Regions from separate parts of the Homo sapiens genome. Here region 2 is linked to region 1. A link is an interaction called in ENCODE POLR2A ChIA-PET data of the cell type or tissue named here. Cell type or tissue: CD4-positive, alpha-beta T cell. All regions are shown on one strand. Links, peaks and the distances in the headings refer to the core of each region. The heading gives the core; the rest is flanking DNA.

Region 1 (5,381 bases), core at 322-5,321:
TGCTATACTGTCTCAGCATCATGGTGGGGGAGGGAGTGGGACTTGGGAATCTGCATTTTAACAAGCATCCCAGGTGATTTTTACGCTTTTTAAAGCTTTGGCGCCATTGCTCTAGGCATTGTTAGTTGCCAAAGTGATATATTGCTTTTATAATTAACTTTATTCAGACAAGGCAAAACAAAGATTATTATTTACTATATTTAAAAAATCATGCCTCATTGTCTGACCTCCCTTTGTTTTATAACTGATATTTAAAAGACCTAATTCATGTGAGCTTTCTAGTGTGTAGACAGAACTTCAGAAGAATCCATCTAACTTGGCAGGAATCAAATACCTGAACCGAAATTAACTATCTTCTCCTGTGCCAGCTTTGTGCAGTGATCTGCCCAAGTGAAAGAATCATGGGCCTTTTGTCACCCTAAAACAAATTTCCAGAAAGAAAATGAATATATAAAACATAAAAAACCCGTGGTGAATAATATAGCCATTATACACCCAGCTTATGTTTTCTTCAAATATATTTTTTCATAAAACATTATAGGAAAAATTGTGTAGTCCCCCAACACATCCTCTTTCCCCCTTTCCCAAAGGCAACCACTTTACTGAATTTAGTGATTTTATTACCATAACATAGTATTTGTAAATTTTTACTATGTATTATATTCATACACACAATTTGGTATAACACATCTTAAACTTTATCTAAATAATATCATATGATATGCATTTCTCTGCAAATAGGTTTGTTTTGCCCAGTGATGTACCATGTTGACATATGTAACTCCAGCTCATTTTAACTGTTATTAGTATGGCCTAGAGTGATATAGCGTTGTGTAGCATAGAATGATATTAGTGTAGTGTGCTGTTGTAGGAATCTGGCACCAATTTTTTTTTCCCAAGACAGAGTATTGCTCTGTTGTCCAGCCTGGAGTGCAGTGGTGCAATCTTGGCTCACTGCAACCTCCATCTACCAGGTTCAAGCAATTCTCCCACCTCAGCCTCCCACGTAGCTAGGATTACAGGCACATGCCACCATGCCTGGCTAATTTTTGTATTTTTAGTAAAAACGAGGTTCACCATGTTGGCCAAGCCGTCTCGAACTCCTGACCTCAAGTGATTCTCTTGCCTCGGCCTCCCACAGTGCTGGGATTACAGGCGTGAGCCACCACACCCAGCCCACCATTTTTAATCTATTCTTCTTTATTAACATTTGTTTTCATTTTTATAAAACTATTATGAACACTGCTGAAATGAGCCCTTTCGGTGAATTTCTTCTGGTGTATGAGAATTTTATGCACCTAGCAATAGACTTGCCTACATGTATGTCCAGCTTTAACAAATATTACCAAATTGTTCTCTAAAGAAATTGCATCAATTCATATAACCATTTCTTGAATATTCCACCAAGTTTTCTGTGGCCTCAAATTTAAGAGCAGAAAACAGACATACAAGCCAAAGAAAGAAAATAGCTTTGAAAACTCATTTAATTATTGGTAGAAAGTACCAGACTGTTCTTTTTCCAATCTGGAAGTGTTTCTTCCACATGACCACCTGCCTTCAAATACAATCAGTGCATATTGGTTAAGCCCTGCCAACTAGGCATTTGCAAGTGGAGGTCTCAAAATACACAGGCTAAAAGACTCATCCTCTGAAGTTTAAAAACTAACTGGAAAGCTAAGACATAAACTATAGATAAAAGTTAATTATTAAATAACAATTTAACAGTAAGAGAGAAGAGATATCCTTGGGCAGTACTGATTCATCACTGAATGAGTAGAGCCTGCATTAATTCTATAGGAGTTCACAAGATGGGGAAGTCAGAGCTTATGTGATTCTGATTTGCCACAGAATGGTTTCCTAGCAACCATTACTAGCTGAGAATCAGCTCACTCTGCTGTTTTGAACCAGACCTTGCTCTGTTAGAAAAATGAGTCAAATAAATGCCAGCTTAAGGTAGAATTTCACCACGTAAAACTATATTTGAAATATATGACTTTTGAACAAAGATCTAAAGTAATTTCCTTCGCCAGAACTTAACAAAGGTGGATGTGTGGAAATGGAAGTGGCACCAGATTTAGGGACTTGGACACCTAATTTTTCTCAGGAATGGGGGTGGACAGTGGTGAGTGAAGAGGCAAAAGACAGACTCAAGGAAAGTGTGGGCGGGGAGACAACAGAACCCACATGGGAATTATGGAATTGAATAATTCCCTAGCCACACCTGGCCCAGGAAATTTTGAAGTTCTTACAGGTACAGGGTTGGGAAATTCATCATTTGCACATAATTCCTGGAGACTTGCTTCATATCACCAGCTTCTACTTTGTCCCCAGAGACATTTCTACTTCTACTTTGTCTCCAAGAGACTGTGCATCACGTGTTTCCTGACATAGAAAACACGGCCTTCACCTGATGGTTTCTTTCTAGATCTCTCACCAAGTCTTACCACCTCTGAGGATGACTGAGCGGAAGAGGAAAGACCTTGAGGCTATTGTGGGAAGCAGGCCCAGGGCAGTGCTTGTTTTGAGCTTATCAGTACCTTACCATGCATTTGTTTTCGTTTTTTAACTATTATGAACACTGCTGAAATGAACTCTTTGGGTGAATTTCTCCTGGTGTATGAGAATTTTGTAGACCTTGCCATGGACTTGTGTATGTGCATCTCCAGCACCCAGTAGAACCACACAGAGGAGGCACAATTCATCACTGATGGAAAGAGTTTCCAAAGCAAACTCTTCCAGCTCACACATGACAGAAAGGCATTTCTTGGCCCTTCCGATAGAAATGTAGATTCCCAGAGTTCAGAGTTGAAAGACACTTTACAGTTCAAATACGTAGAATCTAAAGCAACAGACAATTCTGCCTTGTGGTTTAGTTATTACATATCTGTGCCCAACATCTCCTGGAGAGGAAACTGCCTCCTACCTTTCCCCTTTGTACAAAAACAACAATCAGATACTCTCAGAGACATCGAAAAGGCATAGTTTAAAAAAAAAAACCTAGTCAATAATATTGAGAATGAGATGTAAGTTAAGAGATCCTAAAAAAATTTTTTATTATTCTTAAAATCTCGTAAGGTTTTAAGTTTAGTTGAATTAAGATTAATTAGAGTTCTATTAATAATTGGTCACTTGAGCACAATTTTCCAGTACTGTAATTTCTATTACATATTGAATTTCATGGAAAGCCTTTAGATATCAATGTTGTGCCAATACGAGAAATTTACTGATAATTTTTTTTTTTCTTTTTTTTGAGATGGAGTCTCACTGTGTCACCCAGGTGCAATGGCACGGTCTCAGCTCACTGCAACCTCTGCCTCCTGGGTACAAGTGATTCTCCAGGCTCAGCCTCCCGAGTAGGTGGGGCTATAGGTGCATACCACCATGCCTGGCTAATTTTTGTGTTTTTAGTAGAGACAGGGTTTCACTATGTTGGCCAGGCTGGTCTTGAATTCCTGACCTTGTGATCCACCCACTTTGGCCTCCCAAAGTGCTGGGATTACAGGCTTGACAAATGTTTTGTTTCAAATGGTAGACTAAGCCATCCAAGTGCATTTTAGGTGTTCCTTGACATTTTTTTTTTTTTTTGATATATCAATTTTTATGAAAAGTGATTAATTTATTTGAATGTAGTCGTAAGAGTCCAGGTCCCACCAAAGTTGGTGGGTCTCCTGGTTTCTGTCACCTGAATTCAGCCTCTGTTCTGGTGGATACAGTGGTATGTGGGGTCTGGCTCATACAAGCCTGCAAAGGTTTGTTCAATATTCAGGCATTTTGTGAACCAGAATCAGTATTCAAAATTAAATGATATAAACTCACACTTCGGCCGGGCGCGGTGGCTCACGCCTGTAATCCCAGCACTTTGGGAGGCCGAGGCGGGTGGATCATGAGGTCAGGAGATCGAGACCATCCTGGCTAACAAGGTGAAACCCCGTCTCTACTAAAAATACAAAAAATTAGCCGGGCGTGGTGGCGGGTGCCTGTAGTCCCAGCTACTCGGGAGGCTGAGGCAGGAGAATGGCGTGAACCCGGGAAGCGGAGCTTGCAGTGAGCCGAGATTGCGCCACTGCAGTCCGCAGTCCGGCCTGGGCGACAGAGCGAGACTCCGTCTCAAAAACAAACAAACAAACAAAAAAAACCTCACACTTCAATAAATTACATTTAAAACAAGGCTAATAGGTACTCAAAACTCATGACTTCCTAATGATTTGGCTGTATTTTACTATTGTCTATGCTCTTGGGTTTTCTTTGTTATGCCTGGTGAATCTGTCTGGAAATACTACTATCTGTGTTCATCTCTTCCAACACTGTGTTCAGTAACATTATGTTGATACCATGAAACCAGCTGTGGCGGGAACATTTACACTACTAAAAGTGGCAAACACTACAAATCAGGGCTTTTATGGTAGAGCTAGTTGTTAGACATTTACCAACACGCTCTTGGGGCTCATGTCACCTCTGAGGTGACACTGAATTGTGAATCCTGGCCAACATTCCTTCCACCATCTGGCTCATGTGTTCCCAGTTCTAAGCAAAATACAGTCAGAAAGAAGGTACTCTATAGTCGCTTCTTAAATTAAAAAAATGGAACACCAAAAACCTCATAAAATCCATTTCATAAGTGACTGTTAAGTATCATACTTTGTTTTGTGGGATTATGCTGAGGTTTCCACCTGAAACCTTTATTCCCGTGGCTAATGGAGACATCTCTATAAGGCTGATTTAATCCTTTCCAATACTTCTTATTTATTTTTCATAGTGGGCCCAGCCTAATAACTGTTCTGCCTGTTAGGGAGCTGCCTTCTGCAGCAGTTTTGATGCAACACCTTTCACCGACCCCTGGAGGACCAGACAGCCAGAAGTACCTTTGGTTCACACTGATTATTAGCAGCTTAGCATCTTGAGTGCTAAGCATACTCCCCTCCTGCTGGTTAAATCCCTTGTTTTTTTCCTCTTGGTTGCACTAAGATAATCGCTAAGTATTCATCACACAAGGGCAGTGTGCTAGGTTCTGCTTTGTCAGGAAAACAGGAAGTGTTTTTTTCACTAATGCTCAGAGCCAATCCAGCATGATAGGGATTTAATGAGAGACTGGAAAGAGCCCAGCAGACAGCCAGGTATATGATGAGAGACCTGTCCCCAGTCCACTGGAAGGCCAAAGCAGCTGATACTAAGGCCCCTATGACAACTGGTATTCTTGGTACATTTTTGAAGTTGCTGATATATTCTTTAAAAAAAGAAAAACAGAGATGAAAAAATGTACTGTCACTAAGAGTTTGGGGTTAAGTTTCTTGAGGCAGAATAGATATGGATCCAGCCATCCATTCCTAGATAACTAATCAAGCAGTACGAAAACCTAGGAAAAAGTCTGCTTAGGCTCTTTG
Region 2 (5,381 bases), core at 284-5,283, 81 kb after region 1:
TCTTGGAAGAGATAAACTTCTCTCTCACTTAACTTCTGTGTTTTCTAGAACTAATGAACTAATTTCCATTCATTCCAAAGACATCTTTGTATATACAAGATATGGGTCATTGGAAGGGAGGAAGAAACTATAACTTAGAGAAAGCTGTTCCCTATTACTTCCTAAATATGAAGATTTATTAGTTAAGTAATGCTAGCTGTTGTAACAGACGAATTCCCAAATATCAGTGGTTTAACACAACGGAAGTTTATTTTTTGCTCACACCTGGTGTTTCATGAGAGGCTTTCCATGATCAGTCTTGCATACACAAAAGAACCTTCTTTAGTGTCTCTACCTGTTAGATCTTCTAATAGGCCAGCACATTGGATAAGAGAGAATGAAGGCTGGAGCAGAAGGTTTATGCAGGTGAGGCTGGAAGTAAGGCACAGCACCTCTTCCTTGCTGAACACACTTTCTGCTGTCCCACTACATGGGGACTTGCTGCGATAGGAGGTATTAAAAATTGTTCTAGGCAGATAGGAAAAGCGGTCCTTGGAAAGTTTTCATCTCTTTTAAAGCAGCTCCAGAAACATTTCTTGTCTAGCAGGAAAGCCCTGGCTCTTAGAGCTGGGCAGGCAATCTTTCATATGCAAATGTTGGCCATTAGAAACTGGGTCCACCCCAACAAGAGGATTCCTGCTGCCTGCCTCCTTCTTCCCCTTGCCCCACATGTTCCTGGCAACATGGCTGCCCCCACATATCCCCACGTGTGTAGAACATTATGGCGCCCTGTATTTGCATATTAAAAGGCTAGGGTGGGAGAGTCAGTTTTTTCAAGGGCTACGTGAATGACATGCCTGGTCAAACCAATCCTCTGAGCCCTATGCAAATCAGATACTGCTTCCTCCAGCCTCTCCATATACCTGGCTGGTTTCTGCGTACTTGGGGTCCCCTCTCTCGCTTTGGAGCCGCCCCCTACCCCCCCCATCTCTGTACAGGGGAGCTGCTGCTTTCTTTCTTTTCCCTTCTTTCTTACCTATTAAACTCTCCAGTCCTTAAAACGACTCCACGTGTGTCCGTGTTATTTTATCTAATTCGACTTGAGACGAAGAACCCTGGTGTTCTTCCACTCATGGAGTTGCATCATTGCTATGGCAAAGTCTGGCTTTCATGCACAGGCTTCCTCTTTTGCCAGCACAAGGGCTGGGAGGGCTTGTAAAACCCCAACAACCTCAATGTTTGTTGCTCATTTAGACCAGAACTTCAAGTCTTAGCTGGGTGGAGTTAGTAAGATCCACAATTACTGATGAAGCTCCTTATCTCCACAAGAGAATCCTGGCTAAAGAGGATGCAGGGTCTCCGGCCAAGCACAGAGACCCCATCCTAGATTTCATTTCTCTGTTGATAAAGTGATCATTAGGATCTGTGAGTTTGGAGAGACACCTTCTTCAGTGAGCCACAATAATTCCTCCTGAAAACTGATCAGTGACATCTTTGCCAGCCAGAAGTACCTTCTGTAAAACTGAGGGAAAGGAGCCCCAAGTAACCCTCAGCTCTTTGAGTCCTCAAAGACCATCCCCCTACAGGACCTTGGCCCCAGATATTTCATATCAGATCAGCTTTTCCTCCCCGCAGGATTCTCTCTAATCATCTCTCACCACCCAAGGCAGTGTCAGCTCAGGCAAAGCAAACTAATTTTAATCTAAGGACAAGTAAAAATATAATTAAGAAGGTAAATCTATTTCCCAAATAGCATACAGTTCTCTGTTGACTATGCATTTTTTAAAGTATCTGTAAAGACAAAAGACATTCATTCATCAATACAGATACAGCTGCTCATTTGTTTGTGGAGTTTGCAATTAAATACAATTGCTTGTTTTTAAGAACCCAGCTTCTGCTGCCCAGTGAGATCTATTTTGGAGGGCAAGAGAGGAAAGAAGAATTCTAACTCAAACAGAGGGAGTTTGCAGAGGGAAACAAAACCCTGCGCAGGCACAGAATTCCTTTTAAATAGGAATGTTCATGAGAAAGACCTAGGATCTAAATTTTCCCCCAGGGTGGGGCTGCTTTTCGCTTGATGTTATCTCAGCACCTTCACTTCACTGATGAGGCCAACAGATCAAGATGAATAAGCTTTCTCAGTTGCCGTGTTATTTAAACCCACAAGCAGGCCCCTGCCCCTTCCTGGAAGGCTGCGGTGTAACACCTTAGCTGTCGCCTGGCGCGCTGCTGTATAAACACACCAGGCTCCAGATCCTTTATTTCAGCAGGTGATTCACAATGAAGGAGCGGGAGGCTGGGTCCCCAGAGCACGGAGTCCTTGCCTGTCCACCCCCCTTTTCTGGAGGGCGGGAAGCTCTTTAGTATGCCCTACTTAGCTCCAAATACAAAGAAGGCCACTCTGTTTCCAAGAAGCCATTCAGTCATAATAGATATGGTTAGAATGATAGCCCAGAGGCTGTGGGTTAGGAAAACACATTTATTAGAGAAGGATCCCGTTCACAATAATTAAGTGACACAAATGAATGCAAGTTAATGAAATCTCAGTGGGATTGAATGTGCTCAATCACGGCCCCCACCCCCTGCCCTGGGCAGCAGTAGTAGAGCATGAAGACTCAGGAAGCACAATGGGACCCCATTCTTTGGTCCTGAAATTCTCCCCATCTCCTCCCAATGCTGATCTGAGAGGTAGACCTCTCAAACTCTCCTGGAAGGTGAATCCTGAAGGAGAGGGGTGCAAGGACCTGGATTGCTGCATTCTGTCCCCTTCTGGCGTGATTCTTGGATGGTCTTTCTACACTTCAGCCTCAGGGTTTGCCAGATCCAGAATCCTCCCCAGGATATTTTGAAGAACACGAAGTGATTTTTAAAAAAGGCATTGAAACGAAAATAAAAAGCACTGAGGATGACTGCAATAATACACAATTTTATCATCCATCCATCCTTCCATCCATCCATTCAACAAAAACTTATTGGATATCTCCCTATATCAGGCACTGGGGTTATAGCAGTCAATGATAATAATAATGATGGTGATGATAACAGCAATAAGAATAATAGAACTAACAGTTGCTCCTGATGTTTTCCAGGCACTGTTCTAAGTGCTTCACCTACATGCCACTCATTCATCCTCACAACAACCCAATACTACCCAGGACAAGTAAACAAGGCACAGACCCTTTTGGGAAAGAGCATGTAGCCCACAGGTGAGGCAAGACCTCTGCAGGGAGAAAGCCAGGAGCTGAGCGCATGTGGGAGCCCTAGCCCTCTGGAAGGCTTTGAAGGCCTCTGGAGGGAGTGGCACCAGCTGAGCTGAGGCAGGAGGAGGAATGGCCTGGAGCCCAGGAGAGTGCTTAGAGGGGACTGCAGAGACCATAGTCCCTCTGGCTGGAGTTTAGGGTAGTGGTAAGAGATGCTGCGGGGTGGAGAAGAGGCTGGGAAAGACTTCCTAAAGGAGGCGACAAGTGACCTAAATGATGTGTAGAGTTGGCCAGGCAAAGGGTTTGGGGCTGGGGAGGCTGAGAGCCCTGGGGGGTCGAAAGGGAGCTGGACCACAGGGTGCTCAGCCAATGGGTCCCATCAGGTGGTGGGGTCAAGAGAAGTGGCTGGGGGGTGGGAACACGCCCACCACACAGCTTTGAAGCTGCACGCAGGAAGCTGGATGTGATTCTGGAGAGCACTCTGGCTGCAGCGTGGATCATAAATCCCAGAGGGCTAAAGGGGCAGCGATGGTGGGGATGCGACTCCTAGGAGTCTGGGTGACTGTTGAGGGCCAGGGTGGTGGGAAGGAGGCAAAAGGGAGATGATGTGTGGGATAACCAGAAAGCAGGGCGGGGAGAGAATGGGGTCCAGGGCGACTTCTAGGAACCCAACAGATCTGCAGAGCGGTGGCAGGCACACCATTGTGAGGTCTGCAGCCTTCCTCTCTGAGTTCAGGTCACACTTCCCTGACTTCCCTTTACTTACAGGGGGAGGGCTTCTTCACCAAAGGGAAATGACTGCTGCCGTGGGCTGCTCTGCTCCTTCCCTGCTCCTTCCCTGCTGTCCCCCAACTCCAACTATACCCCACTGCCCACCTTGGTCCTTGGAGTCCAGCACATACCATTGGTAGGTGTCCACATAACTCTATAGCCACAGGGGGGCCACTTTCAGATATACATTCTACATGGCCAGGCTGGGGCTATGGCCCAGGTGGCTTCCTTAGGGCCCATTTGGCCGGGCTCAGTGTCTGAGCTTTATGCGCATGCTTCCAGATCTTCTCTGACATCAAGCCATGTCATCTGTGGGCTTTTCCTTCTATAAGAGATTCTTAATCTGGGGTCACAGGTTCCTTCAGGATCTAGGGAGTCCAGGGTCACCCTGGGATTATATCTAGAGTTTTATGTGAATGTGAGGGGTTTTTGGGGAGAATGTTTATAGCTATCAGATGCTCTGAGGGATTTGTGATCCCCAAAAACTTAAGACCCATTGTTTTGGGCTCTGATTTTCAAGGTTAAAATTTTCCTGGCTAATTTTCCTTCTTATTCTCACCATCACCTCCCAATGCTAAAGCCCCTGGATAGCGTTCACCTCATCTCTTCACAGTATTTCCAGGAATTCAAAATCAGCATTTGCCTTTTAAAGCCTGTCTCCATTTTGCCCTGAAAAGCCTCCACTATTCTGCATTATGTATTTTTAAATGCTTGGGTGGGCACAGTGGCTCATGACTGTAATCCCAGCATTTTGGGAGGTCCAGGTAGGGGAATCACTTGAGCTGAAGAGTTCGAGACCAACTTGGGCAAAATGCAAGACCCTGTCTTTATCAAAACTACAAAAAATTAGCCAGGTCTGGTGGCATGCACCTGGGGACCCGACTACTCGGGACACTGAGGTCAGAGGATTGCTTAAGTCTGAAAGGTGGAGGTTGCAGTGAGCCAAGATCATGCCACAACACCCTAGCCTGGTGACAGAGTTGAGACCTCATCTCAAAAATAAATAAATACTCATTCTGCATATTTATATTTTATTGTATTAATAGAAAAAATTCTTATTATGGGTCCTTCTTCCTGCAGATCTCCATCACTTTTGAAGAGAGGCAAGCTTGCCATGCTCTTGCCTGATTTCAGGCCTTCTGACTTGGTAGACCCTTGGGAATGACAGCGGCTAACATTGGCTGGGAGCTTGTTAAAAGTCAGGCATTATGCTAAGAACTTGTATTATCTCATTTAAAACCCTTAACAATGCCATGAAATAGACATTACTGTTATCCCAATTTTAAAATAAGAAAACGGGGCATAGAGAGTATAGCAGGAAGGACGTGGCCGACCCAGAACTGGAACTCAGGTGGCAGAGTTCCAGAGCCTCATGTTAGCCTCCCACCAATCCACTGATTCACTTCATCTGTTCATTATTGGAGACGGTCA

What was found. ChIA-PET counts read pairs that join two places held together with the same protein. Peaks named below come from ENCODE experiments on the same cell type or tissue, not always from the same donor. Only the 100,000 strongest peaks of a DNase experiment are listed, where the experiment ranks them.
Region 2: POLR2A ChIA-PET joins it to region 1 with 63 read pairs; 7 of 35 experiments call an interaction of 5 or more read pairs at or near these places.

Annotation. Positions count from the first base shown.
Region 1 is chr14:65,844,819-65,850,199 of GRCh38, forward strand. No RefSeq gene overlaps it. Among named protein-coding and RNA genes, the nearest start is that of LINC02290, 260 kb to the right of the region's middle. In CD4-positive, alpha-beta T cell, for the core only: no CTCF peak of the experiment used is centred there; DNase peaks (open chromatin) are centred at 1,853, 2,453 and 2,883; H3K4me3 peaks cover 1,086 bases; H3K27ac peaks cover 3,097 bases.
Region 2 is chr14:65,925,935-65,931,315 of GRCh38, forward strand. No RefSeq gene overlaps it. Among named protein-coding and RNA genes, the nearest start is that of LINC02290, 180 kb to the right of the region's middle. RefSeq lists an enhancer at 3,064-3,601. In CD4-positive, alpha-beta T cell, for the core only: CTCF peaks have their summits at 2,244 and 2,444; a DNase peak (open chromatin) is centred at 2,177; H3K4me3 peaks cover 502 bases; H3K27ac peaks cover 3,418 bases.